2 separate regions of the Mus musculus genome follow, and region 1 is linked to region 2. The links are chromatin contacts, found by POLR2A ChIA-PET in ENCODE. All regions are on one chromosome and are shown on one strand. Each heading gives the region's core, a stretch centred on a gene start or an enhancer-like site at or near the end of the contact. The rest is flanking DNA. Distances are from core to core; before and after follow the strand shown. Region 1 has its middle 4.7 kb from the start of Gm22450. Region 2 holds the start of Srrm3 (serine/arginine repetitive matrix 3).

Region 1 (3,692 bases), core at 238-2,737, 62 kb after region 2:
GGTGACACCCTCTTTGTTTTTGTTGAGAGGCAGTCTCACTGGCCCAGAGCCTAGGGTGGCTGGCCTACAAGGCCCAGGAATTAACTCTTCTGTCTCCATCTTCCTACCACTGGCATTACAAGCATACATCGTCCTATCTGGTTTCTTTTCGAATAGGTACTAGGAATGGAACTCGGGTCTTCATATTTGCAGGACGAAGCTCTCTCCCCAGGTCCCTGTGTCTTTAATCAGTGTCTACAATGAAAGCCCCCAAGCCAATGTAACACATAAATCAGGTTGAGTCCACTGCTATCCCTAGTCCTTGCCTCTCTGGGGTACTCCCAGAAGTGGACTCCACACCTCCCAAGCCTGCGTCTGTCATTAAAACATGTATTCAGCTGGGCAGTTGTGGCTTTAGTCCCAGCACTCAGGAGGCAGAGGCAAGTAGAGCACTCAAAATCTCCACAATTGATTTTTAAAAATATTTATTTATTTATTTATTTATTTATTTATTATATGTAAGTACACACCAGAAGAGGGCATCAGATCTCATTATAGATGGTTGTGAGACACCATGTGGTTGCTGGGATTTGAACTCAGGACCTCTGGAAGAGCAGTCACTGCTCTTAACCGCTGAGCCATCTCTCCAGCCCCTACAGTTGATTTTTATGTGTGTGGGTGTCGATGAAGCGGATTTGAGCTAAACCAAGCTAGAAGGATTCTAGCTCCTTTTTCTAATATATATTTATTTGGGTGCACATGCGCGAGTGTGTGGGTCTACCGCACATACTATGACACACATATGAAAGTCAGAAAACAACTTTTCTGCTCTCTCCTTTCACTCTGTGAGCCCCAGGACTCACCAGGCTTAGTGGCAAGTGTCTTTACCTACTAAGCCATTTTAACAGTCCACACAGAACGCACTTAGCATGGTTTTGCTACAACTGAATTTGACAAGGGAGTGTTAGAAGGGCCTAGGGAAAGTCTAAGTTTGGTCAAGCAATGCCTGTGTGCACACTGCAGCCCTTTAGCCTTTACAGAGCAAGAAGTCGCAGACGGCACAGGGGGCGGGGGAGGCAATAGCAGAGGAGAAACTTGATTCACAGCCCTGGAGACTTCCAGAACATCCAGTCCAATGGTCTCATTGTGCAGATGAAGAAAATGAGTCACATTTGCTGGCCTCTGGCCAAGGTCAAAAGCACTCAGGTCCCCAGACTCCCTAGCTAGACAGATTCTCTCGGCTCTACGGCCAAGAACAGTTGGGGATGGAGAATGGCTCCCTAGCCCTGTCACCTGGCCCCTTGTTGATCCCCTTCAGTAATGATGGGGGTAGGCAAGCTTCATGCCAGTGGGGAAATCAGACTCCCAGGGAGACACATTGAGATGTTCTGGGAGAGACCCCAGACACCCCCACGTCGAGTGTGCTATACCGATGACTATGCTTATTTCTGGTACCCAGTAAAGCCGGTGACTGGTACAATCCATCAGCTGTCGGGCCTCTCTGCCTAGCAGCTCCCGGAAGACTCCAGAGTGTTCTCTGAGGCTGAGCCAGAAAGGGAGGGGCTGGCTGGGGTGCAGCTGGCAGAGGCCTGTCAAGGGTGTGGCTGGCATGGCCAAAAACTCAGGCACTTTCGAAAAGGGAGGAGGGAGTCACTTCTCAGAGCACTCCAGACGTTGAGGTTACAGACAAGAGGAGGGGCTCTTCCATGGAGGAAACCCCAGACTCCGCAGAAGTGGGGCTATGGCCTGTCAGCCACAGAGTTCAGGGAAATCTCTAGATGATAAAGTTGCTCCTGTCTCTTCCCCCTCCCACCCCTCTACCCTTCCTGCCCACCCCAGCTCCTCCATATATCTCTGCTTGGCCTTGAACTCATTATGTAGAGCAGGTTAATCTCAGACTCAGATCTGCCTGCTTCTGGCTCTCAACTGAAGGCTTGGACCATGCTCCTCCTATACCTTTCTCTTCTCTCTCTTCTACCCTCCCTTTCTTCCCTCTGTGTCTCCCATCCTCTTTTTTTTTTTTTTTTTTTTCTTCAGTGCTGGGAATTGAACCCAGACTCCATGATAATGCAGAGGAGTTCTACCACTGAGCCATACCCCATGCCATCTTTTGACTCTTTTTTTCTTATTTTTATGTATATGGGTGTTTTTTTTTACCTGCCTCCATGTCTGTGCACACATGTATGTAAATCTAGAAGAGGACTTGAATCTCTTAGAGCTAGAATCAGGGGCTGGGATTCGAACCCCGGTCCTCTGGAATTGCAACAAGTGCTCATAGCTGCAGAGATAACCACTGAGCTGTCTCCTCAGCCTCCTTTTCTTGCTTTTTATTTTGGGATATAATCTCATTCTGTAGCCCAGGCAGACCTTTGCTTTCAACCCATCTGCATCGGCCTGCAGAGCAGGGAGAACAGCATCCCCGTGTCTCCAGCCACACACACACACACACACACACACACACACACACACACTCACACACACACACACTCACACACACACACACACTCACACACACACATACACACACACACATACACACTCACACACACACACACACTCACACACACACACACACACACACACACACGAGCCACAATGTCCAAAATGAAAGAACACAAACTGGGTATGGTGGCACACACTTGAAAGGTAGAGGCAGCAAGACGTCACAAGTTCAAAACCAACCTAGTCTACACAGTGAGTTCCAGGTCAATTAGTGTCACATAGCAAGACCCTGTCTCAAACAAGCAGAACAAAATGAAAATAAAAACTTGAAGGCCACTGAGAGAGACGCCAGCTCACCAGACATACTTCATGACATTTGGGACCCGGCACAATGATGTCAGTTAAGTAAATGAGAGCCACTGGGTAGAGGCTCTCCCTGGGATGACCGGAGTTCAATCCCAGGAACCCACATGATCAGAGGAGAGACTGCCTCTGGTGAGCAGTCTCATGGCATCCAAACATGGGCCATGACATATGTGCCCCTTACCACAGACACAAATAAATGTACTTAAAAGAATTATTTAATAGGCAGATGAATTAGCCCTGGTTTTCAAATCATGAAATGTAGGTTTAAGAGGCTATCAGACCAGTACCAAGTTTCAAACTCAGCCCTGCCTGTCTGACCCCAAAACCCAGTTTCTCCCCAACCTGCTTCTCATCTCAGACTTGAGAAAGCTACCAGGGCCCCGCCCCTGTGATGGGGCAGGTTGGTCATAAAGCCGGTCCTGCTGAGAAAGAGCTGCAAGTCTTTGGATGAACTTTGGATGAACACTAGTCAGCCCAGCAGTGGGGAGGCTGAGGCAGAGAGGTTACCACGTTAGACACCAGCCGACGGTACACAGTGAAGTCCAGGCTAGCCTGGGCTAGGTAAGGAGACGCAGTCTCAAAAAGGAAAACAGAGGAGTGGGGAGACCATCAGCTGTTAAGAGCACAGGCTACTCCTCCAGATGACCCAGATTCAATTCCCAGCACCCACATGGAGGCTCACAACTGTCTGTCACTCTAGTTCCAGGGGATCCAACACCCTCACACAGACATTCATGCACACAAAACACCAGTGAATATAAAATAAAAAAAAATTTAAAGCCAGATGTATGGTGTGCTCTGTATTCCCAGACTCCTACAGAGAAATGAAAAGTATAGGCAGTCAGGAAGGAGAAACGACTCAAAGCCAAGGTGGAAAGGCCCACCATGGGGCACAGACCTTCAAC
Region 2 (3,840 bases), core at 798-3,297:
CCAGTGGAGGATGCAGGAGGATCTAGAGCAGTCATCTAGACTCAACCTGGGGGTCACAACTACTTTTGTGCAGAGTCAAAAGACCCTTTCACAGGGGTCAACCATGACAATTGGAAAACACAGATATTTACGTTATGATTCTTTTTTTTTAAAGGTTTATTTATTTATGAGTGTGCTGTAGCTTCTTCGGATGCACCAGAAAAAGGCATCAGATCCCATTATAGATGGTTGTGAGCCACCATCTGGTTGCTGGGAATTGAACTCAGGACCTCTGAAAGAGCAGTCTGTGCTCTTAACTGCTAAGCCGTCTCTCCAGCCCTATATTATGATTCTTAACAGTAGCAAAATAACAAATACAAAGTAGCAACAAAAATTTATTTTATGGTTGGGGGTCACCACACCATGAGGAACTGTATTAAAGGGTCACAGCATTAGGAAGGTTGAGAACCACTGACCAAGAGTATCAGGGCAACTTTGGGGTTCATCATCTGAAATAGAGAGCAGGAGGGAGACAAGGAGGGATAGAGGAAGGGATGGAGGGATGGAGGGAGACACTGAAAGGCTGTGGCTAAGAAGGAACTATGGTTCATTGAAGAAGCCACTGCTCACCAAGGCAAGAAGTGCCCGCACAACTGAAGAGAGGCAGGTCCTGAGTCCCCAGGAGACTTGACAGGGATGGGGATGCATGTGCCCAGATTAGAATCTTCTCGAGAGAAAGGGAGACCAGTGGGTGGGGAGAAAGCCAGGGGTAGAGCCTTCAGCCTATCCCCAGCTGGTAGCATACCCCTTAGCACCCAACAAAGACTCCTGGTTAGCAGAGTGAGCCTCAGGACTGGACGAGTAGCTGAGCCACCCAGAAAGGCACTGGAAGTCTCCTGGGAGAGATGGAAGCTGGGACACTCAGCTGGTCCTGCTGATGGTCAGCCCTGCCCCCTCCCATCATCTGGTCCTATTCACACTCTCAGTGTCCTCTGTAGAATGCCTCTCTTGGTTCTTTATGAGTATGTGGGGGGGGGGGGAGTGCACACATACGTGTGTGTGTGTGTGTTCTCGTGCTTACAAGTGTGCACACATGTATGCATGTGAATGAATGTGTGTATCTGTGTGTGCATGTGCAGATGTGCACGCACATACAAAGGCAGAGGAAATGGCAGGCATTGTCATACTTATTTGGCTATTTACTTATTAATAGACAGGGTCTCTCTCTGGCTTGCAGCTTGCCAAGTAGGTTGGCTGGGTAGGAAGCCCCAGGGATCTGCTTGTTTCTACTTCCTAGCACTGGAGTTATAAGCACGCTTTCTTTGGGGGGAAAAAAATCCAGGGGTCTGGGGCTTGAGCTCATCCTCCAGCTTGCCTGGCGAGCGCTTTGCTGACTGAGCCATCCAATCCATTCATGTTGTCTGGTTTTGCTTTGTTTTTATTTTTTTGTTTGCTTGGGTTTTGTTTTTTTTTTTCGTTTATTGTGTTCAGGTCCCCAGTGGAGAGCAGAGGGCAGCGGCACTCAGAAGTTGGGTCCCGAGGACTCAGGTTACTAAGTTGGGCAGTGCGTGCCTTTGCCCGATGAGCTCTTTACCAACTCGGTATTTTTATTTTTATGGTTTTGTTTGTTTGTTGTTTTGAAGACAAGGTCTCCTATATCCTACACTGCTCTTGAATTTGATACATAGCCAAGGCTGCCCTTGAACTCCTGATCGCCCTACCTCTGCCTCCCAAGTGGTGGATTACAGGTGTGGGCAGACACACTTTGCTCTCCACTGCCTTTCCGAGCTTTTCCTTGCTCCACCCCCTTTCTCTGGAGCATCTGACAGCAGAAACGCTCATTCTGACCTGCATCCGTCACTTGCCGCACCTTTGCTTGGTGCCTTTCTTTTTCTTTTAATAATTTTTTAAAATGTATATATGTATGAGTATTCTGTGTGTATATATGGTTCATGCCAGAAGAGGGCGTCAGATCCCATTATAGGTAGTTGTGAGTCACCATGTGGTTGGTGGGAATTGGACTCAGGACCTCTGGAAGAACACCCAGTGCTTTTAACCCTTGGGCCATCTCCCCAGGCCAACCTGGTGCCTTGACTTGACTCAGAAGTTTCATAATCGATGCCATACTCAGTCCCATGCTGGACATTGGATAAAAGAAGATTTAGAACCATGATGGCACTGAAGCCCTCCTCAGCAGGAAGCTCGCTTAAAATCCCCCAGAGAGAGGCTGGGCATAGCTGGCTGGAAGGATGCTTGCTTGTCTAGCCTGCACCCAGGCGGGAGGCACACCAACACCGCAAATACAAAGTATCCTTTTTGCCTAGACTTGGTAATGTTTCTGCAGGCCATGTGGCTTAGATGCTTAGCTTGTCTGAAAGTGGGCCAGGGCTCTGGTGCAAAATTGGGGTGCCTGGCAGGGGGACTTTAGAGCCAGCATCCCAGATGGACCTCACAAAATCCATGCAGGTCTGCCAGAACGAAGCTCACTCCTGAAGGAGGAAGAGAACTGAAGAAAAACCAGGGCCAAGGAAATTGGGACTCAGGAAGAGACACAAGGCAGCCTGTGGGGACTTTGCCAGGTGAGGATGTGAGTCTCCATCTTTCTCAGGAAGGCAGCTTAGCACACCAGGGATGCTCCCAGCGGGACCCAGCAGACAGAACTGTTTGAAGACAGGCAAGGGTGGTTCAGACAGATGGAGACTGGGAGGGCGATGAGGTGTTTTCAGGACACGGGTCACGTGACCAGGGGCCACCCCAGGACATACAAATTCCCCACAGTGAGATCCCATGATGCAGCATGCCTTCCTGTGTGTTTCGAGACGAATCTGTGATAAGAAAATTCCCAGGACCCAATCTGAATGGAGAATCTTGAATGTGAGGTGCGAGGGTCACGCAGATGGCAGGACACGGGAGAGGAGGGACGCAGACGGGAGAGGAGGGACGCAGACGGGAGAGGAGGGACGCAGACGTGGATCTCAGTGGTAGCACCTCATCCAGCAGAGCCCATCCCTGGCCAGGTTTCCAGAACCAGAAAACTAAGGCAAAAGAAAACCGAAACGGAATGATTCCAGAACTTAGGCAAGTGAGGTAGAAGGATGGAGAGTTCAAGACCAGCCTGAACCTTGTCTCGAAATAAAAATTAAAAAGCCCGGACTGTGGCTCAGCAGTGAGCTCCTGTCTAGCGTTCACCGGGCCTTGGATTCCATCCCTAGCATCGTAAAAACAAGTTCTTTTTTGCATGGAGTTGAAGACCAGTGAGTGACTCGTTCTTGCATATGTGGTCCTTTCTGCCTAAAATGCCTCTCCTCCTCCTCCTTCTCCTCCTCCCCCTCCTCCTCCTTCTCCTCCTCCCCCTCCTCCTCCTTCATCACCACATTCTGCTCAGACAGCTTCTCTGAGGTGTGTCAAGCCAACCTGTCTCCTGTGTGTCATTGAGGCTCCTTGCTCAGCCCCTGACACACTCTATTCTCTCTCCTCTTGGCTCCCTGTTCAGCATCTCCCGGGTACCAGGCTTTGCAGCTTGACTTCACCCATCCTTCTCATCCTCACAGCATCCTTTGGAGTGGGATCAGGAGTGATAGATACAACCACAGTGGGTTGGGTTTCCCTGTTCCCAGGTTCTCGGGACTTGTTGCTATTTAAGGGCAAGGGCCTGTGCCCTGTGTTGTCAAAGGTCCCCATGCTGCAGAGGTTGGCCTAAGGGTGTTCATTCCCTCATCTTCCAAGGGTCCTGAAAGTTGGTTGTTCCCATCCAGAAGTGCTGTGCAGCTTGAGGGTTCCATGGCCTTGGTGAAGGTGACAAGCTGTGGTCTGGGAAGGAGGAGGCAGCATGTGGAGGAGCTCTGGGACCTTAGAGCAGCC

What was found. ChIA-PET counts read pairs that join two places held with the same protein, here RNA polymerase II (POLR2A).
Region 1: POLR2A ChIA-PET joins it to region 2 with 10 read pairs in Patski. The contact joins the enhancer-like site here to the promoter of Srrm3 in region 2. POLR2A ChIA-PET finds 5 or more read pairs at or near these places in 2 of 5 experiments (Patski and embryonic stem cell).

The regions. Positions count from the first base shown.
Region 1 is chr5:135,878,489-135,882,180 of GRCm38, forward strand. No RefSeq gene overlaps it. Among named protein-coding and RNA genes, the nearest start is that of Gm22450, 4.7 kb to the left of the region's middle. Within about 2 kb of position 1,488, at least 1 of the 3 ENCODE cell types and tissues checked has a DNase peak (open chromatin) inside an H3K27ac peak, as active enhancers do.
Region 2 is chr5:135,816,059-135,819,898 of GRCm38, forward strand. Srrm3 (serine/arginine repetitive matrix 3) reads left to right here and starts at 2,048. Exons shown (of 15, transcript NM_021403.3): 1 at 2,048-2,558.